Linked DNA regions of Homo sapiens: region 2 is linked to region 1. Evidence: chromatin loops called from intact Hi-C (ENCODE). Cell type or tissue: endothelial cell of umbilical vein. All regions are shown on one strand. Each heading gives the region's core, and the rest is flanking DNA. Links, peaks and the distances in the headings are about the cores only. Region 1 holds the start of FRMD4A-AS2 (FRMD4A antisense RNA 2). Region 2 overlaps FRMD4A (FERM domain containing 4A).

What was found. A loop is a pair of places that touch in the nucleus more often than their neighbours do. Peaks named below come from ENCODE experiments on the same cell type or tissue, not always from the same donor. Only the 100,000 strongest peaks of a DNase experiment are listed, where the experiment ranks them.
Region 2: it touches region 1 in a loop (8-fold over the local background); 7 of 110 quality-filtered maps call a loop at or near these places.

What each region holds. Positions count from the first base shown.
Region 1 is chr10:13,982,499-13,998,410 of GRCh38, forward strand. All of the region lies in intron 2 of FRMD4A (FERM domain containing 4A), which reads right to left. FRMD4A-AS2 (FRMD4A antisense RNA 2) reads left to right here and starts at 9,082. Exons shown (of 3, transcript NR_199003.1): 1 at 9,082-9,494. In endothelial cell of umbilical vein, for the core only: no CTCF peak of the experiment used is centred there; DNase peaks (open chromatin) are centred at 5,153, 8,103, 8,663 and 9,083; H3K27ac peaks cover 5,777 bases.
Region 2 is chr10:13,874,068-13,889,979 of GRCh38, forward strand. All of the region lies in intron 2 of FRMD4A (FERM domain containing 4A), which reads right to left. Among named protein-coding and RNA genes, the nearest start is that of FRMD4A-AS2, 110 kb to the right of the region's middle. RefSeq lists enhancers at 6,830-7,719, 7,720-8,610, 8,182-8,476, 8,611-9,500, 13,113-13,242. In endothelial cell of umbilical vein, for the core only: no CTCF peak of the experiment used is centred there; a DNase peak (open chromatin) is centred at 8,294; H3K27ac peaks cover 4,344 bases.

The DNA of each region.
Region 1 (15,912 bases), core at 4,499-12,498:
GGGGGGGAAGGGATCCTCTGACCTACCTTGTTTGACTGTAGGTCATAAGACCCCCATTCCAGAGAGGGTCCTGCCCTATACCCAGAAGGAAGGAACGCTGCTCAGAGAGGCCAAGAAGAATCTAGACAGACAGGCCTTACTGGGTCTTCCCACTCAGTCCATTAGACACATTTTGTCCAGTTGTATTATCTACATGGCTGCCCATACTTCACTGAACCTAAGCATAAAAATAGACAGTTTGCCTGTATCTTTGGGTCTTTATTTTGAAGGCTCCTGTGTCGCATAAAAGTATGATCAAATAAATTTGTATGCCTTTTCCTCTATGAATGTACTGATTTTGTCAGCTAATTTTCAGCGAACTTTCTGAGGGCAAAGGCAAAGATTTCTCCTCGCCCTACAGGTGCATCAGCCAACAAGAAGTCCCTCTATTTGCAGGTCCTCTTTGTCCTGTCAATTTCTTTCTTTTAATTTCTTTTTTCTTTTTTTGAGATGGGGTCTGGCTCTGTCGTGCAGTGGGAAGATCTCGGCTCACTGCAACTTCTGCCTCCTGGTTCAAGTGATTCTGGATTCTCCTGCCTCGGCCTCCCAACTAGCTGGGGCTATAGGCGTGTGCCACTACACCAGGCTAATTTTTGTATTTTTAGTGGAGATGAGGTTTCACCATGTCGGCCAGGCTGGTCGCCAATTTCTGACAGAGGCCAAGTGTCCCATATAAGTGAAATATTTACTTAACCCAAGGCTCAATGTGTTCCTAAATTTGCAAGCAGTCCTCTTCCTCATTTGCAATAAAGCAAAGTTCATCCTCCCCTGAGCCGAGGCAACCGTGAAATTGACAAGCCAGGAGCTGGGAAATGACCGATGCAAAGAAGAGCAATGCCCTTTAACGCTTCAATAGAAAAAAAACGTAATTACATCCTCCTAGGCCATGAAGGCATTGAAAATCTATAAGGACAATGAGCTTAGACTTGATTGTTCGAGTCATCAAAAAAACCCAGAATATATATATATTTTTTTCCAGAAAAATGTTTCTGGGTAGTATAATTTGAGGTAAATTATACTAAAATATAATTCCCTAGAGAAGAAGGAAATTGGTTTGAGGTATTGGTTATTTCCCTCTTGTTGCAGAAACAAAAGTGGTGATTTAGAATTCAGAGACCAGGAGATACCTAGGAGGTGAGAGCCATCTGTTAGATCTGTTAATGTTTCTTAATAAACTGGGGGCCGGGCGCGGTGGCTCATGCCTGTAATCCCAGCTCTTTGGGAGGCCGAGGCAGGCGGATCACCTTAGGTCAGGAGTTCGAGACCAAATTCGCCAATGTGGTGAAACCTCGTCTCTACTAAAAAAAAAAACAAAAATAGCCGGGCATGATGGCGGGCACCTATAATCCCAGCTACTCGGGAGGCTGCGGCAGGAGAATCGCTTGAACCTGGGAGGCAGAGGTTGCAGTGAGCCGAGACTGCGCCACTGTACTCCAGCCTGGGTGGCAGAAGGAGACTCTGTCTCAAAAAAAAAACAACTGGGAACCACGGCTCCTCACTCAGCTGGAACTAGGGGTCTCGGTAGTGAGCCACTGATGAGGGGCAAGTCTGAGGGCCCCTTCCTGAGTCTGACCACGGTGAAGTGGCCTGGGGTGCTTTCTGCAGGGGGCACGCCAGCTCCTTCAGCAAAACCCAGGACAGATTTCAAAGCGTTAAAACCAGAGCAGCCCACATGGCGGGGTTTTATGAAGTCGAACGTGTGTCCAGAGCCCAGGGGTGAAGTTTCCCCTTGTGGCCAGGTGAACAGCCCCTTCCTCATTTCATGTGTGATGGATGGAAGCACCTACCTGTGGGCATCCAACCCCCAACCCTTTCAGTTCCAGATACTGACCTATTTTTATTGTGGTAAAATATACGTAATACAAACTTTACAATTTTAACCATTTTTAAATGTGCCGTTCAGTGGCATTAAGTATATTCACAGCGTTGTGCAGCCATCTCCAGAAGTTTTTCAGATTGCAAAACCGACCTCTGTACCCATTAAACAGTAACTTCCTATTCCTCCCCTCTCCATCTTCTGGTAACTCTGTTTTGCTTTCTGTCCCTGTCGGTTTGACAATTCTTCGTAGCTCGTATAAGAGGAAACATATTATTTGTTTTTTTGTGACTGGCTTATTTCACTCAGCATAAGGTGCTCAGGGTTCATCCGTGGTGTAGCATGTGTCAGAATTCGCTTCCTTTTTAAGGCTGAGTAATGTTCCATTGTATGGAGAGACCACATTCATCCATCAGCGGGCACTTGGGTTGTTTCCACTTTTTGGCTACTGTGACTCACGTTGCTGTGACTAAGAGTGTGTAAATATCTCCCCAAGTCCCTGCTTCCCATTCCTTTGGGGATTTACCCAGGAGTGAGACTGCTGGATCCCATGGCAATCCTGTGTGTAATTTGGGGGAAGCTCTGTGCTGTTAGATACTGATCTTTCCCACCTACTATTTCTGCCACAGGCAGCGCTTGCTCCACTCCTGAAGCAGGCAGGGACGCTGCCCACAGACATGCCTGCTGACATCTAGGAGTGGCTTAGCCTCATGAGCCCTGCTGGTGTGGGCTTCAGGTAACCCTGTGCTCCTTTGACTCCCAAGGTGGCTGGCTCACCCTGACCTTTCCTCCGTCTGCTTGGTTTGCCTTCGCATTCCGGGCTGGAGTGGGAGCTTAGCTCTGAAGTCCGGCTCACGTGTTTGGCCCCTAGGCCCCAGCCTCGCCCTCGGGTGTCCCTCCTCCTGCATACTTGGGGCTGGCTGATCTGCTCACTGGGACCCTGGAGCCTTGGTGGTAAGGTCAGCTGGTCTCTCTACTCAGGACCATGGGACAGGGAAGGAGGCTGGAATGGAGGACGCCTGCTGAGCACCTCCCACTGGCCTTGGGTGGTTTGAGGGGTTGGTGGCTACAGGCTGATTCTGGCTCTAGACTCATTTAAATCTCCTTGAATGTAGGTAGTCTTCAGGGAGTGGGTGTGAGTTCAGGTCAGGCCTAAGAGCCTGGAAAGCCAGGCATATGCTAAGGTTGGGATGCCGGAGAGAGAATAGGATCCTTTTAGATGTGAAGAAGGGCCCTGAGCTGGGAGCAGGGTTAGCAAAAGCCAGCCATGGAACCATGTCGCAGCCCTGGCAGGCACCAGTCTCCACGGGAAAGCAGAGAACAGGTCCAGGCTGAGGGCATAAGCCCACTGGGTTGGCCTGGGTTTGGGAAGAAACAACCACAGCCTAGGGCACAGGAGGGCCCCTGGCCCATCCTAAGCCTTTGACACAAGCTTTAGAGCAGGTTTACACTGCTCACTAGCGTACAGCCGCCCTCTAGAAGTCTGCCAGCCCTGGCGATGCTGATTTAGGAACTGAGCAGGCTGGCAGCTTTTCACACCTGCAGCTGGGAGGGATGAGAAGGTGCAATCTGGCAGGACAGCACCAACTGGCTCCAAACGAAGCCCCTCCCCAGCCCCACTGTCCCGACACTGCAGCCACCCGTGGCTTTGGTCATCTCTTTTGTCTAGAACTGAGAGTTTCTAGGGGCTGCTTGGATTCTGCACAATGACTGCAGGCTCCCTTCCACAGGCGTAGACATTACAGCCACGGCAGCAACCCTCTCCCACCTGGGTCCTCCCTTCCTGTGGTCCCAGGGTGTCAGCCCTGGCTGCCCATGGGGGTCCCCTGGGAAGTTTTAAGAAAGTATGTTTATTGCGGCACTATTCACAATAGCAAAGACTTGGAACCAACCCAAATGTCCAACAATGATAGACTGGATTAAGAAAATGTGGCACATATACACCATGGAATACTATGCAGCCATAAAAAATGATGAGTTCATGTCCTTTGTAGGGACATGGATGAAATTGGAAATCATCATTCTCAGTAAACTATCACAAGGACAAAAAACCAAACGCTAAATGTTCTCACTCATAGATGGGAATTGAACAATGAGAACACATGGACACAGGAAGGGGAACATCACACTCTGGGAACTGTTGTGGGGTGGGGGGAGGGGGGAGGGATAGCATTAGGAGATATACCTAATGCTAAATGACGAGTTAATGGGTGCAGCACACCAGCATGGCACATGTATACATATGTAACTAACCTGCACATTGTGCACATGTACCCTAAAACTTAAAGTATAACAATAATAATAAAAATAAATAAATAAATAAAATAAATATAAGGAAAAAAAAAAAAGAAAAGCTTTTCCCTGCACCCCGCTCCTAGAGATTCTGATTTTATTGGTCTGGGGGAGGGACTCAGTATTGTTATTTTTGAGAAGCATCTCAGGGTTTCTAGGGTACAGCCAAGGAGAAGAACCACTGCTGTAGACCCCTAGATCACCAGGTCTTGGTGGCTTGCAGATGAGTTCTTCAATTCACAATGGAACCTAAGGGTTTCGGTCAGTGGTTCTCATACCTGTATGAGAATCACCTGCAGGGCATGGAAAAACATGTCTGTAGGGCCTGGGAATTTGCATTTCAAACAGGTTACCAGGAGAGGCTGATGTTCTGGCTATGTGACTACACTTTGAGAGCCATAGATCTAGGCCCTCAGATCTCACAGATCTCATAGATCTAGGCTCGTAGCTCAACCTTAGTTCTTGGACTTAGGGTGATTGAGAGAAATAGAAGCAAGCTGTGTCCGTCACTGTACTTAATGTTTACAGCTTCATATTTTCACATGGCTTCGAAAGATCTGCCACTTTACCTCTGAACTATCGTGGGATAGAAACCCCAGCAGAGCAACTGGCCCATGGAAGGAGTTAATAAACGATCCTTCCCCCATATGCAGAATGGAAAATCGACTCTTAAGAAACTTCCACCCAACTTTTTCCCACCCCTCCCATGAAAAAGTTAAATCGTGAAAAGAAATATTTTGTTTAAAGTAACAGGATGTCTCCTTCCACCATGAGGGCCCACTTACAGACTTGAAAAGCCTGAATATTAGTAACATGCATTTATTTCTACATTAAAGTCATTTCTTAATGATGTGATATTTCAGTACTTGAGTTCGCCCAACGTCAGGAACCAAGCAGCCAAGCTGAGACCCTGATCACTCCCTCCTTTGTCTCTGGATGGGAGACTAGAATATTCAGAGGTTACAACCTGCGGCCAACAGAGCATTTTGACTCGTTATAGAAATGAGTGACTCATCCATGGGTCATTTACTCATCCGTCTCTCTTCCCCGACCACGAGGAAACTGCAGGGGACACACTTACTTTTCTTTAACTCGATGCACAAAGAACACAAATGTTGCTGATTCTGAGACCTGACTTCCTGTTATTAAAGAGGACATCGTACAATTTAACAGAACAAGATTTCTAAGCAAAGCAGAAGGTCTAATGATTTCAGAGTTTGCTTCCTACCTACAATTAACTAGGTCACAGCTGTAAAGGAAGAGAAAAAATAAATCACTCCAAACCAGGAGCACTCAATGTCATCGTGGCCAAAAAATAAACACTTCAGTTTTTCTTTTTTAAAAGAGGGGACTCTCAATTTAACAGAAACAAGCACATTTGATATACGCTAGAAAATAAAAAAAATCTGATCAGACAGTAGGCAAAAGCAGTGTCTCAGGCCCACTTATTTAATAGTTACACAAAACAGAGGAGTGAAAATAATGTACTTCATATCTAAAGGCTACAATATGCCTCGTATCCATGCAGAACACTTCTTTAGTATTATACACAACCGTAAAGACTCCCATTTGGTCATGTAGGAGTTACAGAGTTTTTAAGGCCCAGGACTGCTCAGGTCTGTAGGACTTCGCAATTTGGCAAATGTGAAATTCTCATAGTGGACTCTTCGACCTTGGTAGGATGTCACAGAGGAAGAGATCCTTTTAGAGTGGATTGTATTTTTAAGTATCCCCAGTGCCCAAGAAAGGAATGCTTTCAGACAGGGACATTTCAATGTGTTTAGTCCCTTCCTTTCTCTCTTATGATCACCTCCACCAGGAGGATTTTGTTTCTCTTTGAGTGGGTTGTACAGTCACTACTAATTTTGTCTAAGTGTTTGCATAAAATAGCTGTGGGAAAGATAATTAATGGATGGATGGATGGATAGACAGATATCTACATATATACATAGATAGATGAATGGATGGGTACATGGATGGATGAATTGGTGGATAGATACCGATGGATAGATACCGATAGATCGATAGATAGATAGGTCTCTATAGTTGAACAGATGGATGGATAGATAGATGGATGAACAGAGAGATCTCTATGTAGATTTCTATAGAGATCTATCTGCCTATCCATCCGTCTATCTATCTATCTACCTACCTACCTACCTACCTGAAACAAAGATGAAAAAGAAAAATAACCTATGAGCATGGACGTCAGAGAGGATACTTTAGATCCTCGACCTCAAAATGCCCTTTATAGGCTCCAGCCTCAGCAACTACACGGGAACTTGGAGGAATGCAGACTGCATCTGCATTTAGTAAAACCCCCAGATGATTCCATTATAAACTGACGCTTGAGAAGGTGTGCTTTAGGACAGTGATTTTCAGTAACTTTTTTTTTTTGTCAATTATGGAAATCTTTTCCCAAATGAAATATTTGGTGGGGACATAAGAAATATCTTAGAAGCAGAGCTCTGGTTGACCAGGGGTGAGGGGGGTCTCAGTCTTCCAGCCCCCTAGTGGCACCTCCCATCCCACACTGCGTCTTAGCGGTAGTGGCTCCTGCTTCTGAGTGGGTATCAGGGGTCCTGGTGTTTTTGATTATGTTGCACCCTAACACCTACCAGCCCAGAGGCTACCATGTTGATTCTTCTGAACAAAGAAGCCCTGGCATATTATGGATGCTCAGGTGATATTAGATGATCATTAGTAATTGATTTTTTTTTCTTTTTTTTGAGACGGCGCCTCGCTCTGTCGCCAGGCTGGAGTGTAGTGGCGCCATCTTGGCTCACTGCAACTTCCGCCTCCCGGGTTCAAGCGATTCTCCTGACTCAGCCTCCCACCACGCCCAACTAATTTTTGTATTTTTAGTAGAGATGGGGTTTCACCATGTTGGCCAAGAAGATCTCAATCTCTTGACCTCGTGATCCACCCACCTTGGCCTCCCAAAGTGCTGGGATTAGAGGCGTGAGCCAACGCGCCCAGCCAATAATTGATTTTAAATAAGAATACATGGACAGGTACAGCTCAGTTGTTCCAGAGATGGGCATCAGAGGGGAAATGGAAGCAGGGAGACAGCCTATTGATGATGAGAGGAAGACAAGACAGAGGGCAGAGAGATGGGAGTGGCCCTATAGTTAAGAGTTGCCAGATAAAATACAGGACACCCAGTTACATTTGAATTTCAGACAAACTCCATGGAACATGCTTAGATGAAAGAATGATTCATTGTTTATTGAAATTTGATGTAACTGGGCATCCTGTATTTTCATTTGCTGAATCTGGCAACCAGACCTAGAGTTCCTTTCTAAAGGGACACTTTTCTCAGCAGCTTGGATTCCAAGGGTCTCACTCTAGGTTAGACCCCCATTTAGATTCGCTCTGGAGAGTTTTCTGAAGTCAGACTACCTGGGTTCAAACCCTGGATCTGCCACTGCTGGCTGCGTAACCCTGGACAAATGACTTAATCTCTCTCTATTCTCTGTTTTCCTATTCTAGAAAGTGGGGTTAGGAATAAGAGCCAACCTCAAAGGGCTGCTCTGAGGATCAGAGGAGAAAACAGCTGCATAGATTAAGCACATAGAAAGAGCTCATTAAAGGTACTTTCTATTCTTGGCTGTGCTTCTGGGTCTCAGTAACTTCCCTCTCTGCCTGGATTTGCTCCTGGCCATTTTCTTGGAGAGTGAGACCCATCCAGAGGGGAATGTGGGACAAGGAGGGAGGAGGAAGTAAGGACTGAGAAGGCCCAGAGACGTGCCTTCCTCTTCTTTCCAGGGTCCTGGCCTGTCTTGTCTGTTGGGCGGGTATGCTTCCTTCCTGGCCTTCCTTGTGGAGCATGTCTGGGAGTGTGCTAGGAAATGAGGGAGGAAAATATGTAACTTGATATCTGCTCCTTGACCCTGGCTGACCTGGTTAACTCTCTCCAGGATGGAAGCAAAGCCTGCCCGGGAAACCTTCCATTGCAGGAACATCTCGGCCTGAAGCTGTCATCAGGGAGCAGGATCTGCTTCCCGGACTCTGAGCAGAACAATGGGAGCCCCAGCAGGCTGGCGAGGCTGACAAGCCCTAGGACGGTGACCTCTCCGATCTCCAGATCGGAAACTCAGAAACGTGTAAGTGCCAGAATCCGCATTTGGGAATCTGTTATTTCTCCCTCTGCGAGTCAACCTGATCACCCTGGAAGCCTCACTGTCTCTCAGCCCTTGTTCCCATTTTTCTTTCCATGAACACCGCAATCAGATACGAGATTCCAGTAATGATGGTTCTTGAAAATTAAACAAATCAAAAAGAAAGCCAGCCAAGGTATGGAGTGGGGGACCTCTAAGTTCCCCTGGAGGAGACACTGGGGCCAGGTTCCGAGGTGCATTCGGAGCCAGAATCCCTAATGGAATTGAACAATTATCCTGAAGCTGCTCTCTGAAAGCCGCGGTTTTCCTAAAACACTGTGCTTGGCGTGCCTGGGCTTCTTGGCACTGGCCCATGACCCACAGCAGCAAATCGTTCCCAGGAAGCTATTGTTATTTGTGTATCTGATAGCATTCAGCTGAGTACACTGACAGCAACATTTAGAAAGGAAAAGAAAAAAGAAGCGTAGAGTGAAAAGGACAAAAAGGAGGCTTCCAACATCCTGGTGGGAACAGAAAACCAGCAAAGCCTCTTTTCCAGCCCTTATCCTTGTGAGTTTGGACTCTGCAGAACTGTCATCCCCCAGGCATAGCTGCAGCTTGTATGAAGGTGGGCATCAGGCGCGGAGATTCAGGACAGTGTGCACCTGCTTTCCTCCAACGGGACCCCCTCTGTTCTTCCCAGGAATGCCTGTAAACTGCCACTGCCTCTAGGGGCTGCACCAAGTCCCTGTGTACTCCCAGGACACAATGGAGTGGAATGGAGTGGCTCTGTTCTGTCAGGGCCTAACATTCCAAATGAATTCATTCCCTTCTGGGAAAAAAGAACCACCTTGCTCAGAGCACAATGTTCCCATGTCTTGGCTTACCTTGAAGCATTTTTGATACACCTGTTGGGACAATGCGTTCTGCCAAGAGAAGGGAAGTAGCATACTTTGTTCTATTTTTTACTCTCAATGGGCTACGTTTCCATTGTGTTGGTTTCCCTTACAGAAAGTAACACACACAGAAGAGAAGGTTATAGGATTCCATGCTGCTTGGCAAAGGCACAAAATATGTGCACATATTTACATGGAATATGAGGGTAAACTAGAAAATTAAGGGTAATCTAAAATAGAAAAAAAGAAGAAAACAATAAGTTAAAAGTATGAAAAGACATCCAGAATGAGCAAGTTACTGAGGTTGTGCCTCAACTTTAGCTTGAGTTTCCTGGCAGCAAAGGTAAAAAGGTAAGTACATTGAATCACATACTTCTTATTATCTTCTAAAAGGAATTAACGGAGTGGAATATATAAAAAGCACTGAATAACATAAGGAACAAGATCTTCAATGGTCATTTTGAAAAAGCCTCAGAAGCGTGCTTATAGATGTTTCTTCTGCTGGCTTTCTCAGCAAGATGATACTAAGATACCATCCTAACCACCTCATCTCTGCCTATAGCCCAGGCTATGCCTAGACATGCCTGGAGCTATGCCAGTGGTTCAAGGGGTTTCTACAAACACTTGCTTCTACCTTTGCTTTAAATTGGTTTCTTCTCCTCTGATTTCTCTGGTCTCCACCTGTTTCTTGATTCTCCAGCTATATTTGACACATCTAACCGGATTCATGAGTCTTTAGCCTGTCTGTGGGTTGGCTTGCAGGCTCACTGACCCCAGCAAACTCCCATGCCTGGCCTTGGGTCCTGCCCACCCACCTCCATGTCCTGCCTAAGTCTCGGGTCACATGGCCAGCCCCAGTCCAGGCCAAGAATAGGTTGCTGCTCATTCAAAACAAAATGACACTAAACATCAGCCCTCAATAGAGAGGAATTAAATCTTAACTTTGTAAAATAATTTCAGCAGGGAGTTGAGAAAATACAGCATAACTATGTTGATATTTGATTATTTAATTTAATAAAGATCTAGTGTAGGCCAGGCATGGTGGCTCGCACCTGTAATCCCAGCACTTTGGGAGGCCAAGACACGCGGATCACCTGAGGTCAGGAGTTCAAGACCAGCTTGACCAAATGGTGAAACCCTGTCTCTACTAAAAATACAAAAATTAGCCAGGCATGGTGGCGCATGCCTGTAATCCCAGCTACTTGGGAGGCTGAGGCAGGAGGATCGCTTGACCCCCGGTGGCAGAGGTTGCAGTGTGCCAAGATTGTGCCATTGCACTCCAGCCTGGGCAATAGAGTGAGACTCTGTCTCAAAAAAAAAAAAAAAAAAAAAAAAAAGGATTTAGTGTAAAGAGATTAAAGTAATGACTAGCCAACATATCCATTGATCTGCTTCTCTTGCGTGTCCTATGTCCCTACAAAACTTTGGGCTAAGTGCTAGAAGGTAGTGAATTCAAAGTTGCCTTATCCGGCAAGAGACAGTGAGGACATCCTGAGTTTAAAACTGAAGAGTTGCATCTCTGCTGTGGATGTGACAAGTGTGAGCTGCTGTTTAGAAGGGACAATGGAGAAGCCTGACTTGCCTCCTCCCCCAGCAGGGACATCATTCTATTTGACATCGTGGTGAGATCCAGAGTTCCTCAGGGTTTAGCCAACGTTTCCATCAGAAAAGGAGCTGTGAATCCATTCAAGTTCTTGCTCAAGGACTTGGCTGGGACCCCAGAATTCCACTCCATCTAGCATGAAAGAGATGATTTAGAACTGAAAGGTTTTAGTCCAGCTGTTACCAGTCAGCCACCTTGATCATAAAAGAACCTCTGTTTGGCTCTTGTGCAATCTCTAGTTTTAAGTAGGACCACACACTGCTGGTCTGCAAATTTGAGTTAGCAAAATATACCTCTAGGTGGTAGGGTGATTGTTCTATTGGCTGAAATTGCTTGATTTGTTCTGTTTTAACACCATCAATGGAGAATATCTTCCCAAAACAAAAAAATGTTGCTGATGATATTAATAAGTTGTTCTATCAGGCAATAATTAGACCAGAGGTTCAGTTGCTTCTGAAGTTGTTGTCCTATTGCTAGGTAATAAAACCATGTTCTCAGCAAAGAGGATGTCATCTTCCTGTTTCCTCTAGCTGGAGGACGTGTATTCAATGTATTCAAATATATTTTAAAATTTGCATTTGACCTGTCAGAATAGGTTTTTTTTTTTTAAAAAAATATATATTCTGATTTAGCACTAGGATTATGCTGCAGCTGGAGGGCCTGAGGATCTATTTTAAGATTAGTTTTTTTTGTAGCAAGATGTTTCCTTTTTATGAAAATCAAGCCTGGGGCAGGGGAGAATATGTAGATATTTAGGGTGGGACAGTCCTTTTTTTTTTTTTTGAGATGGAGCCTTGCTTCGTTGCCCAGGCTGGAGTGCAGTGATGCGATCTTGGCTCACTGCAACCTTCACCTCCCGGGTTCAGCGATTCTGCTGTCTCAGCCTCCCGAGTAGCTGGGATGACAGGAGTGTGCCACCACGCCCAGCTAATTTTTTTTTTTTTTTTTTTTTTTTTGAGACAGTCTCATTCTGTCACCAGGCTGGAGTGCAGTGGTGTGATATTGGCTCACTGCAATCTCTTCCTCCCGGGTTCAAGCAATTCCCCTGCCTCAGCCTCCCGAGTAGCTGGGACTACAGGCGTGCCCCACCACACTCAGCTAATTTTTGTATTTTAGTAGAGATGGGGTTTCACCATGTTGGCCAGGATGGTCTCGATCTCCCGACCTCATGATCTGCCTGCCTCGGCCTCCCAAAGTACTGGGATTACAGGTGTAAGCCACCATGCCTGGCTAATGCCCAGCTAAGTTTTGTACTTTCGTAGAGACACGGTTTCACCATGTTGGTCAGGCTGGTCTCAAACTCCTGACTTCAGATCATCTGCCTGCCTCAGGACAGTGCTCTTTTACTTGTAGAAATTGAAAACTGGCATCTTAGGCAATGTTATTCTTTAAAGTTGGATTATAAAAATAGAGATATTTCATATCTCTCACTCTGTTCCTCTCTCACATACACACATACAGACATATGTATTTTTTCCTTAAATATAAGAACAACGCATACATACATTTTCTTTTGTAAAGTTAGAAGATCCAGGAACACCGGCCCTGGTTTTCCCGTGGCACAGCTGAGTAGTAGCTGGCCTCACCTGCTGGGGCAGGAGTTTTCCAGGTTGCAATGTGCCTCTTTCTGTATTTTCCTGCTACATTTCTTCCCTGCCTGGCTTTGACACATATTTGAGTTTATAATGCCTCTACGAGGTTGTATTTTCTCAGGTGACTAGAGTGAACAGGAGCGCAGCCACAGGAGTTAAGATAAAGGATTAGGTCTTATGTGTACCATCTGAGATAGAAACCAACTCTCAAACCTAGCCAGTTTCTGACCACTGGATCTCTTAAGGACAGAAGTTTTCTTGTACTGCATGGGCCCCACTCTAAGATACATGAGACATGTTTCTCTTATGCCACCTTAAGGCCATTGACAGAAGAAAAAAGGAAGTCACAGAGTCCCGAAGATATTTTTGTTTGCTCTTAGGTATGTTGGTTTAATACCATCAAGGAGAACACAGAACACCCAACCAGAGATTCTACTAGAAATAAAGGGCGAGTAAGATGATCTGGGCTGGGCGTGGTGGATCACACCTGTAATCCCAGCACTTTGGGAGGCCTAGGCAGGTGGATTGCTTGAGGCCAAGAGTTTTGAGACCAGCCTGGCCAACATAATGAAACCCTGTCTCTACTAAAAATACAAAAATTAACTAGGTGTGGTGGTGCATGCCTGTAATCCCAGCTGCTTGGGAGGCTGAGGCACAAGAATCACTAGAACGTGGGAGGTGGGGGTTGCAGTGAGCTGAGATTGTGCCACTGCACTCCAGCCTGGGCAACAGAGCAAGACTCTGTCTCAGACAAACACAAGATGATCTGCAGATGGACGCTATGGCTGAACCAAAAGCCATAGGATCTAGGTATTGCCCCGAGAGTAATGTCAAATGGCACGGCATGTGGCCTTGGGAGCTGAGGTTCTGCTCGTTGACAATTGGTCTTCAGGAAGCCAAGTTGACCAGTAGGCTGACATAAGCACACCATTCTACGTTGTTGATTTCAAATCGACAAGTGCCCGTATGCATTTCCAGACTGCTTTTTTTTTTTTTTTCTTAATGAGCTCCTCTCCCTAAATGCTCTGCTACCTGACAACCCAGAGCTGGGGCTCAGCAGGGGAGGAAGCGCCCTCTCCTCGTCCTCCCTTTAAGGATGGCATCTTAGCCTCTCCATGCTGCTATAACAAATCCCATAAACTGGGGAGCTTACAAACAACAGAAGTTTATTGCTCATAGTTCTGGAAGCTGGAAAGTCTAATATTAAGGCAGATTCGGTGCCTGGGGAGCACTCACTTTCTGGCTTACAAGCAAAACTTTCTTCCTGTGTCCTCACATGGTGGAAGGGACTACTGAGCTTTTGAGGGCCTCTTTTATAAGGGCACTAACTGTCTCCCAAAGGCCCCATCTCTTAATGCCATTACTTTAGGGGATAGGATTTCAATATATTAATTGCAGAGGAACAAAAACATTCAGACCATAGCATATGGGATTCACATCTTAATGACAGTGATTCCAGAACCTGACACCTGCACTGCTGCCTACATGGGTGGACCCGGCACCTATGCACCAGGCCAGTGACAAAGCAAGGCTGTCACTGCCCCTGCACAGGAACAGCTTTTGCAGAGCCCTGATGACTCTGCTCATCTACACCCAGGCACATAAATTTCACTTTGGTAACAAAATAGGCAAATTCACAAGAATCGGCACAGACTCGTGGGAGGGCTCCTGTACCACTTGTCTGCTTCTTAAACTTCTCTTTCAGTGGTATGAATTTCATGTGTCAGGGGTACCATCTTACTTAAAGGAAAATTAAAGGGGCTGGTGAAGGGGAACTAGGCATAATGTAACTGGGTGAATCCCACATAGAAAGCCTTCTCTGGATAGGATCTACACGGAAGACTTCCTTCCTAGTGTTGGCACCTGTTACTTACTTTCCTTCACCCTAATTGGCAGATAATAGCAGGATTTTCTTCTACAAGAACTCCACGAGATCTTAGAAATGATTTCTTCCAATTTGATCCAAATCCATTTGCTTTTACAGAATAGATGTCGATCCCCAAATTCGGAGTTCAAATTAGGACTTGCTCATTTCGGGCAGTTGATGGCTGGCTCCAGCCTAAATTATACTTTCTAAATCTATTCTGGGACTCAGCTGGGTTATGAAGCCCTGACCCATGATTACATCAAGCCATTGAAAAAAATTGAGGCAAAACAAAACAAAACAAAACAAAACAAAACAAAACAAAACAAAACAGGTTTTCCCTCTGCTAGATCTTAGGACACCTAAGACTTAGGGGTAGAGTGCTGGCTTTTGACATAGGTGACCAATAGATGATACTGAAATTGGTCTTTCATCTTCTCTCTTGCCTTTTTTTTTGCATGGGTTGTGGAAGCTGGAAAAGACCTAAGGGACAATTGCAGCTCCATTTTTCTGACATAGTGGCTGAAGGGAGGGATATTTAAAAGAGGAACATGCTGTTTCTTTGGTGCTATAGGGAGAAAACTCACTCTTGGCCTTAGTTGTAATAATCTTCACCCCAAGAGTCTCTACCATGGTCTCTAATTGCTCTCTGTGTCCAGGACTGACCTTAGGGTGAGTAAAAATTGTTCTAAGAGTTTCTCTCTTTTCCCATCTGCATTATTCATCACTTCCTCTGCTGTGTTCTTTTCTCTACCCCACTGTGCCTGTTTTTCTGGAACACTATATATTAAGGCACTGCTTCTCAAACTGTCTTCTCTGTTATATGCCCATGAGCATTAGGTTCAGGATGTCTGAGGTGGAGACCAGGCATCTGATCCATGTACTGTACTTAGAAACACATGGCAATTCTTTTCTTTTCTTTTCTTTTTTTTTTTTTTTTGAGATAATATCTTATTCTGTCACCCAGGCTGGATTGCAGTGATGTAATCTTGGCTCACTGCAGCCTCGACCTCTTGGGTTCAAACAAGCCTTCCATCTCAGCCCCCAGAGTAGCTGGGACTACATGTGAGTGCCACCACACCCAGCTAATTTGTTTGTAGAGATGGGGTTTTGCCATGTTGCCCAGTTTGTTCTCAAAACTCCTGACCTCAAGTGATCTGCTCACCTCTACCTCCCAAAGTGCTGGGATTACAGCCACTAAGCCCGGCCAACACAAAGCAATTTTGATGCATGCAATTTGTGCAATCTTTTATGACAATGCTGCAATAAGGTGATTTCTTAGTCCTTATCTCACTTGACTATCAGCAGCATTTGAAAATCCATCATGCCCTTCTGGGATCCTCTTTCTACCTCACTGGCTGCTCTCTGCTCATCTCCAGTGCTGGTTCCACCACATGGAGCCCATCTCTAAGCTTTGGAGTGGCTTCAGGTCCAGTGTGCTGACAATTTTCTTTCCATCCACACACATTCCCCAGATGTTATCATATAGTCCTCTAGCTTTAAATGCCAATCTCCAGTGGTATACTGGAGAATGTGTAACTCTTATCAACTCTCTAGGGGAATAAAAGCCCTGCTTTGTAATGTTTGCCAATTTCCATGGTGTAAATTCCCTGCCATGGCCCATTTCAAACTGCTCATCTGTCATCACTGAATGTAGAGTTGAGAAGAAATCACATAATTGGCTCTGGAGAGCCTCTCAAGCCAGCTCCA
Region 2 (15,912 bases), core at 4,127-12,126, 110 kb before region 1:
AAACCTCGTCTCTACTAAAAATACAAAAATTAGCTGGGCTTGTTGGCACACGTCTGTAGTCTCGGCTGCTTGGGAGGCTGAGGCAGGAGAATCGCTTGAACCTGCCAGGCGCAGGTTGTGGTGAGCCGAGATTGCACGACTGCACTCCAGCCTGGGTGACAGAGTGAGACACTGTCTCAAAAAAAAAAAAAAAAAAAAAAAGAGGAATTGCTGAACAATTCAGCTTCTGTTTGTTTCACTCTTCTCAATCAAGAGGGAAATGAAAGGAATATAAATGAACTGCACTCTCTCCCCAAAATAAATCCCAGGTAGTTTATAAAGTTAAATTTTAAAACCAGGTAGATGATTATTTACCATGTTTCTCTAAGCCTAAAAGCAATGAATGAGCCAAAAAGGAAAAAACTATGGATTTGACTACCATAAAGATCATTCTAAACAATAAATTATACTCCACAAGGCCCCATAAGCAAAAGTAAAAAGTTAATGTAAATTTCAGGAAGGTATTGTAACAACTATAATGGGAATTACTATATTAAAGATAAAATCATTTAGTTAGTAGATAATTACAACTTAATTAGAAGACCACTAACACCTTCCAGGAAATAGAATGCAAACAGCTAAAAAGTCCAGATCCTTGGACTCTGTCATTTCTCTTCTAGGAATTTTCCCCATCGAAACAAGAGAAATAGAATAAAGAATTATTCACAGTAATGTTCACCACAATGTGTTCACTCAAGTGCTTATAGCATCTTTATTATGTGCCAGGGATCTTATTAGGTATATAATGATGAATGTGATTTTGCTCCTATACTTAAGGAACTTCTATGTTCTGTAGAGGAAATACCCAAGTTAACAGGCTGTTGCAGAGTGATCAGTGTGACTACAGGGGTGAGTATAAGATGCTATGGGATGGGGACGGGGGGACACCCTAACTCACACCTGGTGGATCCGTCAATACCCCAGGGAAGGAGTGATATCTGCAGAACACAGCAACATGAGGTAAGAAGGGATGAAATGGGAGAGAACATAGAATGTTCTGGAAATGTCACCCAGGCAAAGAGCTGAAGGACACCGTGGCGGATGAGAAGGAAGCAGTGAGAAATACAGCTGGACACCGTCTTTATGAAAACAAAGAAGGGGGAGCTAATCGTCTGAGTGAGGATGGCTAAATCGCTTGAAATAGGAAATAGCCACTGAGCACTGTTTTCAAGTCAATTTCATCATGAGGCCAAAATGAGGGGAGTCTGGAGACAGGGCTGCAACAGCAAGATCCACAAGCACTTGGAAAACTGCAAAGTGATATTAAAGTAGAACTTGTCTTCCTCAATCCATGTATTTCCCCCCAGTGATTTGTAAAGGGACATAGCAGGCATGCATATCAGATTTACAGAGGGCAAAGAGGTTCGGATGGTAGCTTCAAATGTCAAAGTTGGGGTCATATTGTTTACAGTTTTGTGTCGTACTCTTCACGCACGTGCTAGAAGCCCAGCATCGGAATAAGGGAATTAAGAGGTGCCCTGCATTCTACTGTGGTTAAACTGCTTCTGGAAATCTGTATTCAATTGTGGGTACCATATTTTATACAAGAAAATGAAAGAAATGGGAGAGAGACCAAAGAAGGATAACTAGACCGGGTGAAGGTCCAGAAACCAGTACTTCCCAGGACTGAGGGAAAAGCTGCATCGGTGGCCTACATATCACAAGCTCTAGTGGTAGCGTGACCATACAACCTACTGGCCATACCAGATACTTGTGAGGCAAAAGGGAGGCTATTATTGATTATATAGAGAGAACAGGTATAAACTAGGACTGTCCTGGGCTTACCCAAATGGGGGTTCGGGGGAACTTGCTAATCTGATGTGTATAAAGTGAAGGTGGGTTAACTTTGCTTTGGTGGGCAAAAAATAGACCCAATGAGGGGAAATTCCAGAAGATACATTCGGATTCAATGGAAGGAAGAACTTTTGAACAAGCATCATTGCTCAAAATGGAATGGGTTGCCCCGTTATCACTGCAAATCATCAGGAAGGGACCAGAGACTTTAGCAAGGGAAGTTGTAGAAAGGATTACAGAACTCAGGGACAGACGGACTCTAAGATCCCTTCCCTTCCTCTCCAATAAGTTGTGATGTATAAGGCATGGATATATAGGCACAGCTAGAAACAAAGAGTTCCAAGAAAATATATTCATTCTGATAGCTGATGTATTTACTTGTGATGTTTCCTTGGTACAATATTACATGTGGTTTGGTGAAACAAATTTTTACAACGTTCACTCAGTGCTTCAGAAAGCTTACAAAAATTTTAGTACAGACTGATAGGCACAAACGCATTTTTCTACTTTTTGATGCTACCAATTTTTCTCATATAAATGTGTGGTCGAACATCCCCTATTTAAAATGTAATTCTGTGCAGAAGAGTTACCGGCATCTGTTGCTGGTTTGGTAGAGAATTCACGTGCTCAGTAACCAAGAACCTTAATAACACTTTCTGGTAACATGAATTTGCCTACTTTGTTTCAGTGTCCAGTTTAATCTGTCGTTTTAAATGAAATTTTAAAAAAATTTTGCTTATGTTGTGATCAATGGAAGGAGACACAGTATTATTTACAACTATGGGTCTTATTATACAATAAGTTTTCACAGTTGTAAACATTTTATTGATACTAAAACAATAATACGTGTGATTAAAATAGAATGATGTGACTGCCATAATAGGCACACAATAAATATTTTATATGAATAATAAATATATATTTAAATAGCATATATCTTTATATATATAATTTCAAGGGCAATTATGTAATATAGGTACTATATAAATTAATTTGCATTCAGTGAAATATGTTTTAATTTGCCTATTCTGTAGAAATATGCCCCAAAAGCCAGTCTCAGGAACACATGCATTATTTGTCATTCACATACCTATGTGACAAGCAGAATCAATGTGGATCTGCCCTCAGTGATGGGTGAAGCCACATAGATAAGAGTTGGGGAATGGGCTCTCCTTGTCATAAACAATCTTCTTTGTATACTACTATAGTCATAATCTCCATTGCCTCCCAGGGAGGTGTGGAGCAGAAAATAGTATTCTAGACCACCTGCAAGTTTTCCAAATTCCACCCTTGGGTCTTTGGTGGCTCTTGACATACAGTAGGAAAATGGCCACCTATGAGGTTAGTATGTCCTGCCAGGCCACCTGCTTTGCTAAACCTGTGTTGGATACAAAGCACTCCTGTACTAAGTGCCTAAATCCAAGGTCCACATGCTCAGATGCCAAGTCCTGCCACGTTTAGCAGGAAGCACTCCACACCGACAGCTGACTCCAGTGACACCCTTAAATCAGATCAAACCTCTAGTGGCATCGGAGCAAGACACATCTGAGAAACAGGGACGCTCGAGAACTAGAGAACCACCAGTCCTACACGGAGGTCCCAGTTCCATGAGGTCAAAAAGAAGTCCCCAACCCTCCCCATTCCAATACAGAGCTGCAGGGAGAGCTTGGGGACCCGTAGTGCTTCCATAGGGGGAAGTTTCCACAGTGACTTTGACATCCACACGGAGCAGTCCATCTGGGCTAGAGGCTACCGCCTTTCTGTTTACATAACCAAGTACTTTGGAAAGGGTTCTGCTGGAATGTCGCTGGCAGGGACTTCTTGGTCTTGCATGAGCTGTGCTGGCAGATCCCTCCTTCCATTCTTCCTGGGGGAGGTTTTGACACTGGCTGGCTGCCCCATGAACCATCCCAGACACTTCATGGAGATCTGCCCCTGGGCGCCTGGTCCAGTGTCAGGAGCTCCCAGGAGGGGATAAGTCCTAGAGCTGCTCCCCATGTAAGCCTGGGCATGGAAGGTCAGGCCTGAGAGGGGTGGAAAGAGCGAGGGAGAGGACTCCCAAACCCAAAAGTCTCCCCACCCCCATCCTCATCAAGCCTCTTGGTGGAAATGCTGTCACAGACAGTAACGTAGCACCTTACAGTGCAATGGCCCCGGCAAACGAGAGTCTAAATATATCCAGGGTGCATATCATTAGTGAGCAGTTACAGAAATAAAGATGTTATGTTGTATCTGTTAGTCAAATCAAAAATTCTAATTGGACACAGAACAATTTCTCAAAGCTTTCAGCAGGAGGTAATTACTGTGTTGACTACTTGTAGCAAAAAAAAAAAAAAAAAAAAAGCTGAAATAGAGCCTAGTGTTTGGGCTGTTTCCATGAAAGAAGGAAGGAGAGAGATGTTTTTGCCTGGATCTGAGCTGCTTAAAAGCTGGCTGGGCTCCTGATCTTTGCACTTTCCTGGTTTAACCAGTGACACTGCTGCAAGCAGCTCACCATGTCACACCAAACCCTTTGATAACCAAAGTGCAGTGTATTTTTAGCAAAACCTTCAGAAAAGACCTGGAAATAAAGCCAGGCATGGTGGCTCACACCTGTAATCCCAGCACTTTGGGAGGCCGAGGCGGGCAGATCACCTGAGGTTAGGAGTTTGAAACCAGCCTGGCTAACATGGCAAAACGTTGTCTCTACTAAAAATACAAAAATTAGCCAGGCATGCTGGTGAGCACCTGTAATCCCAGCTACTCGGGAGGCTGAGGCAGAAGAATCACTTGAACCCGGGAGGCGGAGGTTGCAGTGAGCCGAGATCACGCTACTGCACTCCAGCCTGGGCGACACAGCGAGACTCCATCACAAAACATAGAAAGAAAAGAAAGAGAGAGAGAGAGAGAAAGAGAGAAGGAGAGAAAGAGAGAGGGAGGGAGGGAAGGAAGGAAGGAAGGAAGGAAGGAAGGAACCTGGAAATGAGTCTGTGACTAGATAATAGTATTGGAAAGCCAGAATTTTAAATCAGGACAGACAGATGAGGCAGGGACAGTGATGACATTTTATATCCTTCCTCATGTCTAGTCCTGAGCATCACACAAATGATTGACTAAAAGTATAAAAGTACAGAGTTACAATTCCTGATTGTGGTGATGGTTTCCCAGGTATAGTCACATATCAAGACATATCCAACAGTATATTTTAAATAAGCATAGTTTATTGTATGTCAATGATATATTAATAAATCTATTTAAATATGAGATTTAGCACTTTGTGAGGCCAAGGCTGGAGGATTGCTTGAAGCCAAGAGTTTGAGACCAGCCTGGGCAACACAGTGAGACCCCATCTCTAAAAAAAAATACAAAAATTAGCCGGGTGTGGTGGTAATCCCAGTGCTTTGGCCTGGAGTTCAAAACCAGCCTAGGCAACACAGCAAGACCCCATCTCTCAAAAACAAACAAAAAAAATCTTTTAAAAAACGTAGCCAGGCATGGAGACATGGGCCTGTAGTCCCTGGTACTCAGGAGGCTGAGGTGGGAGAATCACTTGAGCCCAGGAGTTTGAGTCTGCAGTGAGCCATGATGGCACCATTGTACTCCATCCTGGGCAGCAGGGTGATACCCCATCTCCCCACAAATAAATAAAATAAAATAAAAGAGAGACATTTCTTCCAAGTTATCAAAAAGACACCATCAGGAGCATGACATTGAGGATTCAATTTGTACAATGGCACATCTCAACAGAACTTTTCACACAATGAGGAATTCTTTTCTTTCCTTCCTCTTCCTCCTCCTTCTTCTTTCTCTTCCTTTTCCTGCTCCTCCTCTTCCTCCCTTCTCCCTTCTCCCTCCTCCTCTCCCTTCTCCCCCCTCCCCCTCCCCCTCCTTCCCCTTCTTCCTCCTCCTCCTCCCTTCCTCCTCCTCCTCCTCCTCCTTCTTCTTCTTCTTGAGATGGGTCTCACTATTTGACCCAGGCTGCTCTCAAACTCCTGGCCTCAAGCGATTCTCCTACCTCAGCCTCCCAAGTTGCTGGGATTACAGGTGTGAGCCACCACGCTTGGCTGTTTTTCATACATTATATTCTTATTATTTGAAGTTTGGTGCTTATGCATTTTCCCAGATGTCATCATACTCAGTTCTGAACCCTGGAGTTGGCAGTCTTTTGTGCTTTAAGCATCGTTTGTACATGGGTGAGCTTCAACTCTGTGTCTCCACTGTGGTGTCCCCTGACCCAGGTTTGTAGAGAATTATGCTCAAAACTGCCCTCTCCACACCTCACTTGGTCCCTTGTTAAACATCCCAAGCTCAGCGAGTCCCAGACGGAATTCCTGATCTCACTTTTCCCCAGATCACAGCTTCCCCTCCCAGGTAATGGTAGCTCTGCCTCGTCATCTCCATTTTGTGCTCTTTTGGCCCCAAATTCTGGACTCTTCTCTTTATCACATATCCCACACTGAACCCTCAGAAAATCCTGTTGGTTCTGTCTTCAGAATATCCAGAACCTGAACACTTTTCATCACCGTCATCATCATCATTGTCATCATTTGTCTGGATTCTTGCAAATGTGCTTCCAACTCTGCCCACCTTGCAATCTCACCCACACGGCACCCAAACCATTTCTGCATGGCCTCCGTGGGACCAGGGGCTCCCCAGCTCCACAATGGGGAGAGCCCCCCAGGGTAGAGCCTTAAAGGCCCATGTGACTCCCACCAGTCCTCACCCTGCACCACATGGCTCTGGGACCTCTCCTGGGTGCAACCTCTCTTGTTCCCTGCCACACTTCTGCCTCAGTGCCTTTGATGAATTCTGCCCTCTGCTTGGAATACTCACCACGTCCAGACACCCACCTGGCTTACCTCCTCACATCCTTTCAGTCTTTGCTCAATGATCACCTTTCCCGAGGTCTACAAGACCCCTGTGTTTAAAAGAGCAACTTAGCACACTTCCCTTCCTCTGCTTTGTTTTTCTTTGTAGTAATTACCAGCTTCTAGCATCCTCTGTCACTTACTTATGGATCATGTGGATTGTCTGCCCCTTCCTCTTCGAATGCAAGCTCCCCAGGGGCAAGACTTGGTTGGTTTTTCTCACTGCCACATTCCTGGAATGTTCAAGGCATACCAATAGGTATGTGTTGAATGATTGAATGGGTGGGTGCATGAATGAATTAATGAATGAACTTGTGGCACTCAAATACTTCTGCCATTTGCCAGCTGGGGTTTGCCAGGGTAGCATTTTTTATACGAAAAAAAGGAGGGCTGGGTGTGGTGGTTCACACCTGTAATCCCAGAGCTTTGAGAGGCTGAAGTGGGAGGATCGCTTGAGGTCAGAGTTCAAGACCAGCCAAGGCAATCTAGTGAGACCCCCATCTCTAAAAAAAAAAAAAAAAAAAAATTAGCTGGGCATGGTGGTGCATGCCTGTAGTTCCAGGTACTGGGGAGGCTGAGGTGGGAGGATCACTTGAGCCCAGGAGTTCAAGGCTACAGTGAGCTATGATTGCACCACTGCACTCCAATCTGAGTGACAGAGCAAGAATGGGCCAGAGAGAGACAGAGAGAGAAAGAGAGTTGTCACACTATCCTTATTCTCTTCCCATTTGACATAGAAACAGGCAGAGAGAGAAAGCAGAGCTCCCTAGCAGAGAGAAGAGCTGACCATAGGTAGGGGCCCTGGGCTGGAGCAGGAAACAGTCCCTAGAGATCTGCGCAGACAAGTCAAAAAAGGAGAAATCACAACGTGACAATGAGTTCCTCAGTTACATTTCTGAGCACCTGCCAAATGCCAGGGATAACGCTGGGTGCTGTGCTGTCAACGACAAAGAAGATACGGTCCTACCCCTAAAAAGCGACGGTGGGAGGCATGTGAACAGGTCGTCACTGTCCATAGGATCGAACTGCGACTGCCTTCCAGCACGCATGCTTCTGGAGAATAGAGGAGAGGAACTCGCTTCTGCTTGGAGGAACAGGAGCAGGGAACACTGGAGGCTCCAAGTAAAGAATGAGTAGGTGCGTCCCAGGCAGGAAAGGGATGGGAGGGGAATGGCAATGTGAAGGGAGCAATTGCAAAGGCTGAAGTCCAGATGAGGTCAAATGTGCTTGGGGAGAGGCAAGGGTGTGTGTGTGTGTGTGTGTGTGTGTGTGTGTGTGTGTGTGTGTGTGTGATGGTTAACATAAGAAAAGAAGTTTAAGAAATAAGAAGCCTCTAGATTGTGACGGGCTTTTTCTTCCATGCTAAGGACTGTGGTCTACGAAGAATGCAGGGTGCTGAGGTGGGGGTTGTGGATGTGGTCAGGGGTATAGGAAGCTGGCCAAAGGATAAGCTGTGATGATTTTATAATGACTCAGGAAAGAGAGCCCCTAAACTATGACAATGGCAGTCAGCACCTCACCCTAAAAGAATGTGGGAAGACAATGTATGGACCGAGGCATTGGAGAAATTTGATTGGAAAGATTAGCTGAAGAACAGCTGACTCCGAGCAACGCAGAAAGAGGAAGCTCGAGGCAGGCATGGTGAGTCACATCATGGGACAATGAGGTCTGAGCCTTGGAGGAGGAAGAGGAAGAGGAGTAATGAGAAAACCACAGGTGGGACCAGTAATCACAAAGGGAAACAGCAAAGCATTTGTAAGCTCTGGAATCCTACCCAGTGAGGCTGCTTTGGGGAATAGTATTTAGGGAACACTGGTAAGTAGCCAAACCCAGAATCAGCCATTTCAAAACCAGATGGACGGACAGGCTCCTTCAGGAAAGTTCTGCTGGGAAGGCACAGGACAGATGCCATGTGCCCTCTTCATCCTCACTGCCCAGCCAGCAGGGCAAGCCACGATACTTGAGTTCCTCCACCCCATCTTTCCTACAAATGAACACTGGTGTATTGACTTTTATCTACATCCAATACAAAACCAAAAGCCACAGTATAATTTTTTGGTTTTTTTTTTTTTTTTTGAGACACACTCGCTCTGTCACCCAGGCTGGAGTGCAGTGGCACTATCACGGCTCACTGCAACCTCTGCCTTCTGGGCTCAAGCAATCCTCCCACCTCAGTCTCCCAAGTAGCCGGGACTACTGGTGCATGCCACCACACCTGGCTAATTTTTGTATTTTTTGTAGAGACGGGGTTTTGCCTTGTTGGCCAGGCTGGTCTCGAACTTCTGTCCTCAAGTGATCCTCTCGCCTCGGTCTCCCAAAGTGCTGGGATTACAGGCATAAGCCACTGCACCCAGCCAGTTTATGGAATTTTTTAGTTGAGTTTTGTCAGTTCTCTAGGAGCGTGGTCAGTTTCATTGGCAAGAAGCAAAGGAGGATCTAGCTGCTTAAGAAACAAAGCTCTGCCAGGTGCGTTGGCTCACGGCTGTAATCCTAGCACTTTGGGAGGCTGAGGCGGGTGGATTACCTGAGGTCAGGAGTTCAAGACCAGCCTGGCCAACATGCTGAAACCCCGTCTCTACTAAAAATACAAAAAAATTAGCTGGGTGTAGTGGTGCGTGGCTGTAATCCCAGCTACTCGGGAGGCTAAGGCAGGATAACTTCTTGAACCTGGGAGGCGGAGGTTGTGGTGAGTTGACATTGCACCACTGCACTCCAGCCTGGGTGACAGGGTGAGACTTTGTCTCAAAAAACAAACAAACAAAAAAAACCAAGAAACAAAGCACTGTGTTTTTGCATACTATTCTCGTATTCTCTGAGTATTTGGATATCTTTCCCAGTTGGAAGTTGCAGATCTCTGCATGGCACAAAATCTCTATCGACTAATTTACAACTTTAGGAACAGGAAGGCAAATGAACTAAATTGTTGTGGATGACAAAAGCCATATTTTCCACAATAAAGTAAGGAAGGAACCACAAACAAATACCAGCTTATAATTTCTCCATCAAATGACAGACACACTCCGCCCTGTCTAGGCAAAAGATGGCCATACGCTGTCCCTTAGGGCTCACTGAAAATATATCCTAGTCTTGGATGCAGATATAATGTTCTATAAATACTCTCCCTGTTTGCATATTTGCCTAATGTTTTTCTTCTGCTGCCTGTGTGTGCCTGTTTAATCAGTCTCCAGAAGACAGATGATCTCTCGTTCTGACTTTATTTAACATTTAGAAGGTTATTAAGTGCTTAAAATTTTTTCGATGAACATTATGCAAATTGACACGTTGACTTCTCGAACTACAAGGAAACTATCCCAATATTTTCACGGTGGTTGAGTGGTTGATGCAATGGAAAAGAAACACACACACACACACACTCACACACACGCTCACACACACTCTCACACACTCTCACACACACACTCACACACTCACACACACACACACACACTCACACACACACTCACACACACACACACACACACACACACACACACTCCCTAAAAGGCATCCTGTATATTCAGGATCTAGGCTTATTTCTGCCATTAACTTGTTGCATTAATGACTTGGGTGGAATATAATAAATAAAAATAGGAGTTGAAAATCTTCCTAATTAATGGCAATAAATGGGAAGTAGACAAAGAACATTATGGGGTGATTACAGTGTTGCCTTTTTTGTTCAGAAAAGGATGCAATTGCCATTCATTGAGATAATCTTGGTAATTCTTACATCTTTTCTAGAATTTTCAAGATAAAAGCTTTTTCTGATCTTTTTTGAAAATTAAAGAATTTCAGAAATTCTTAGAAATTGGTAATATAATCCACTGGGTCAAAGGCAAAGTCATCTGTCTTTTCTTCCTTCCCTTCCCCCCACCGACCTTCTCTACCTTAATGTTCCAGGACTCGCTGGAGACCCAGATGTAGTAGAGCCCTGGGCTCTCTCATCTGCTCCCAGTGATAGACCCTAATTCCTTTTCACAGCTAGAAGACTCTATTACATCCTGCCACCTGCCATCTTCACAAATCTTCCCTGTTCCCAACAAGGTAAGAATGGCTAGGGTCATGACTTTATCTGCAGAACCCTTTCTGGAAGGCTAGGTGACACTTGTGAAATATCAGAGCTAACATTTGTCCACGTATACTACTTTCTGTCTATAAAATTGATTTCAGTATTATAAGTGAGGATGCACCATTTATTTCAGTAGCACCTCCACTTCTACAGCCAGCTGGCTTCTTCTACCTCGATGGGATCATATCCCCCCAAAGTTAGCATCGTTGAGCCTTCCAGTAATATAAGTAAACAAGGTTGGAGAGGGGGAAATGCAAAGACAAAATCTCTTATTCTAGAGAAGTCTCCTTGCCTAATGCAGTAGCTCATGCCTGTAATCCCAGGGCTTGGGGAGGCCAAGGCAGGAGGATCGTTTGAGGCCAGGAATTCGAGACCAGCCTGGGAAACATAGCAAGATCCCATCTCTCCAGAAAAAAGAGTCTCCCATACTTTTTGAGAGTTAGGCGTTTCACAGATATTAACTAATTTGCTCCTCCGAATGTCACTTATAAATAAAGCAACCAAGGCTCAGAGAGACTCAGTAATTCACCCAAGGCCACATAAGCAGTGGCAGAGCTGGTTAGATGACCAAACCCAGGGCAAGATGGCGCCATCCTCCCCTCTCTGTTTGCCATGCCAGGTTGCACCACACAGATCCACATCAGGAGGCAGGGACACCAGCCTTGGCGCAGCAGCTGAGACCAGGGCGAGGTCCCTCAATGCCTGTAAGCTCTTCCTCATTTGCAAAAATGATCTAGATACCCCCTTTCATTCCTAAAGCACCATCTCTCTAAAATGTTTGATTGGCTGGATAACCCCCAGATCACATATGCACGTGGTTTGTAGACTGCACCAGGCATTGACTGTGATGGGCAGCCCTGCAGCCGTGGCTGCAGCCCTTGCTAACAGTAGCCCTTGTTACAACTGCCTTCTGTACATGGTTCTCCCCTCCTGCCAAGACCTGCAGGCTACATCTGTGCTACTGGTCACTCTGCAGTTCTTCTGTTACAAAACACTCAAGCAGCCCAATAAAAGGGGATTGAGAAGGCCGAACACTGCTCCCCATTGTGCTCCATCAGTGTCTACTTCATGTCCTCATCACCCTCCCATCTCTCCTTCTCTCTCTCTCTCTCTCTGGGCAACAGAGAAATAAATATCAGATACTTAGCAGGGCTGGCCAGTGGGAGTCGGGAGATGGGCAAGCCAGCGCTAGACTCTCCGGCTATTGGTAGGTATGTCGTCTAGCTCTGGAGGACCCACACTGTCTGGCTTCCTAGTTTGGGTTTTATCACATCTATATACTTCTTCCCAGGCATGTGGCGAGAGCGTAATGGTACATTTTCTGGTTATGAATGGCACAGCCTGGCAACTCGCCGATTATTATTTCCATTCCCTGTGATGCATTATCAATCTAATTCCCCATTACCTGCCGTTTTTGTTTTTTTTCCCATGCGTTCCCCATACAGCAAGGACAAAGAAAGGCAAAAACCCTGCAAAGAAGGCTGCATCACCAATGAACAGGCTAATCCCACAGGAAATTGTGGAGTGGTAGCTTCAAGTGTGCAGGGAGAGGTTTTGGCTAATTTGAAGTGCAAAATATCATTAAAAGGTTTGGGATTCTGCATTAGGACCAGGACTCCGGACTTTAAGGTTGGTAATGCATTACTAACTGAGGAAGAGGGGCCATACCACAGCACAGACTAAGAAAAGTTTTGACACAGGTGGGCCTAACAAGCGACACTGTGCTTTAGACCACTGGGGTTTTCCAGATTTCTTTCTTTTTTTTCCTTTATTTTTATTTTTTTAGAGACAGGTTCTCCCTCTGTTGCCCAGGCTGGAGCGCAATGGTGCAATCATAGCTCACTGTAACCTCCAACTCCTGAACTCAAACAATCCTCCCATTTTAGCCTCCTGGAGCAGCTGGGAACACAGGCACACGCCACCATGCTTGGCTGGTTTTTCAGGTTTCTGAAGTCTAAACAGATCCATGTTGGAGTGCGGTCTGCTACACTCACTCAGCGATTTGCTTATACAACCAGGGTCCGGGGAGTGCTCAACATGAGCAGCGAGTTAATGTAGTGAGTGTATGCAAGCAAAACATACGCAGTAGCCACGGATTGGCAAATAATTGCTAAGAAGGCAGGAGCAAAAAGGAACATGTGAATGTAAGTCAGAGTTTGGGGCAAAGGGTATGGATGTACCAATGCTCCTGACCACAGACAACACGTTTCTTCTTGTATTGCATCATTGAATGGCTGGAGCTCTACCTTTAAAACAAAAAGCCAGAAAACATCACACAGTGTAGAGATCGCCCTTCCTAACAAGCTAGAGCCTACAAGGAACTTCTCTGAATTAGAATTAATTATGCTGGTACATCTGTAGAGAGGTTTTGATTTGACTCAAACTGAGACTACCACTCATTTCTTCTTGATTATTTGGTAGTAATAAGGCCCCTGAACTGAACCGGATCCCCCATAGTCCTCTATTACTTTCCAACAACTGTGACTTTTATTCTTAGCAGTGACTTCCATCTTCAAGTGGAAGATGAACAATGTTTCTCTTTGGGAGGAAAATGCCCAATTTCCACTGATACAGTTAAGAACTGAGGCCGGGGGCGGTGGCTCACGCCTGTAATCCCAGCACTTTGGGAGGCTGAGGTGGGCGGATCACATGGTGAGGAGATCGAGACCATACTGGCCAACATGGTGAAACCCCGTCTCTACTAAAAATACAAAAATTAGCTGGGCGTAGTGGCACGTGCCTGTATTCCCAGCTACTTGGGAGGCTGAGGCAGGGTGGCAGAGGTTGCCGTGAGCCGAGATTGCACCACTGCACTCCAGCCTGGTGACAGAGCAAGACTCCATCTGAAAACAAAACAAAACCAAAACAAAAAACAAACATAACTGAACGCACACACACACTCATTAGCCCCCCAAATAAGCATTAGTGCAATGTACTAAACAGTAGCACCAGCTCTGACCATCTTCTGTAAACGTAAGAGAGGAACAGTGATAGGGATTTTTAAAATAATGCCACTGGTGGTAGAGCTGGTTACTTCCAATGTAAGGGTGTGTCTAAATTATTCCTTATAAGAGAAGGATGTGCTGATTCCATGAGACAACGGAAAGGGTGGCAGCTGATGGATTTAGGGAACTAAAATGAAACTGCTGTGAAGAGAATTTTTGATAAGCTGGATTTATGCTGATTCAGAAAACTTTTTGCAGAAGAGAGCATTGAAACCGTCTGGCCTTTGTGTGCAATCGTGACTCCAAAGCCCAAAGTTCCAAGAGCTATTGTACCAACTCTGGAGATGAAATTTTCTGGGAAAAACAACAACTAAAAATGGAAAATACTACTGATGTACTTCAGTCTGATTATGGCTGGAATGAACACCTCAAGATAAAATCCAGCACGCCCTTCCCCACAAGATCAGATTTTTTAGCAGCCACTTTTCCAAGATTCTCTGACTCTGATTTTGCTATTGGAGGAAAAACCCAAATATCTACATACCCTCCACAATTGATGCAATGATCCCTTTTCTTCCTTTTCTTACATCAATGCCTAACTTTTCAGAGACATCCAACATCTTTTTGTTGTTGTTCCTTTCATGACATTTCCAGAGAGAAACGGACAGCGCAGAATCAGAAATGGGTAAGGTGGGGTGAACCGATAAAAATGCAGTGTCCTGGGGAGGTCATGAGGGCACATGGGCCTGAGTTACTTGCTGATTCTATTAAGGTAAGAGAACTCCTGTTTTAGCTCAAGGGGAATATAGTTTTTAGGGTTTAGACTGAGGAATCATTAGAAGATCATTACCCTATTGCTTTCTTATGAGGTCCCAGAAATTGCTTCTAAGATGCTGAGATTTTGCACAACAAATAAACCAAAAAAGAGAAATTCTGCCACAAATGTTATCATATCAGGTGCTACCCCAAAAATAAGACATATGAATTGAAGTTACTCCTGACACTGGACTCAGACATTCTAATACTCTGTGGAGAGTAGTTTAAAAGAACTTCAAAAGCTGGTTAACTGTTAGCATGTCTATTTCTCATTTTGACATATTGAACTAGGAATTCTTCAAAAGTTATACTGTTCCTTTTCTTAAAATATGCAAAAATATCTAAGAACAAAGCTTTAGATTGTAAATTGCTCCATTATACTTTCATTCAGTATGATGCGTCAGGCTAAACGCAAGTCTTATGAGGGGTAAGTATATGGCTTGCTGGACACGTGAATTGAACTACAAGCATGCTGCACGCACGTGCGGATGCAAACACACACGCACCAGCATAAACAATGTAAACACAAGTGGTATATTCATGCAGTAAAGGCAGTAACGATCTTTGATGGTAGTCTCACCCAACACTTACTTAAAGACAAAGGTAGCCTGGCAAGTCCCCTCAATATGAGATCTCCTGAACCTTCCATATCCCTTTCTTTCACATCACAAACCAATCTCACTTTTTGCATCCACTCCTTAAGGTTGACTCAAGAGCTCTTTCCTTGGCAACTCTTGCATATCTGCTATTCCACAGAGCTCTCTCCCCAAGTTCCAGAACCAAGCAAGGAGTCACTGGATGTCTTTCCCTTTGACCTCAGGCTATAACTTCGCTGTGACAATAACATCGAGAGCTGTGCACATCTGGGATGCTGTTCTCATGGATTATGAAATCAGCAACTCACTGAACCTCAAGGGGTCTCAGTTTCCCCAATGACGAGATCATGCTAATGGCACCAGCCACCTGCCAGGTTATCAGGGGACTTGATAACAATGTCTGCAAATTACAAAGAGAACCCGTGCCATAAATAACAAGTCTTATTAATAAAATTAGTTCAAGACAAGTGCCAAAAACAATATAGCAATAGCAGCGGCAGATCACACTTGGTCAGAACAAAAGAGGGTGGAGAGATTTTCTGATCCTTATTCCTACTAAAACAATTCCCCTTTAATGAAAGAATAAGAATTTAATTTTTTCTCCCTAAAACATTACTTCTACCCACACAACTTCATACACCAGTCATTACTTCTTTCTAACTTATCTGGAGGCAACATTGTATTCACTGGCTGGACAATATAGCGTTGATTTCAAAGCATGTCCAAATATTGCCTCCAATTAAATTAATTGCAGCTATTTAACTTCTCAGGACCAAGTGGATTCAAACCTATTTGTCACACGACCCTCA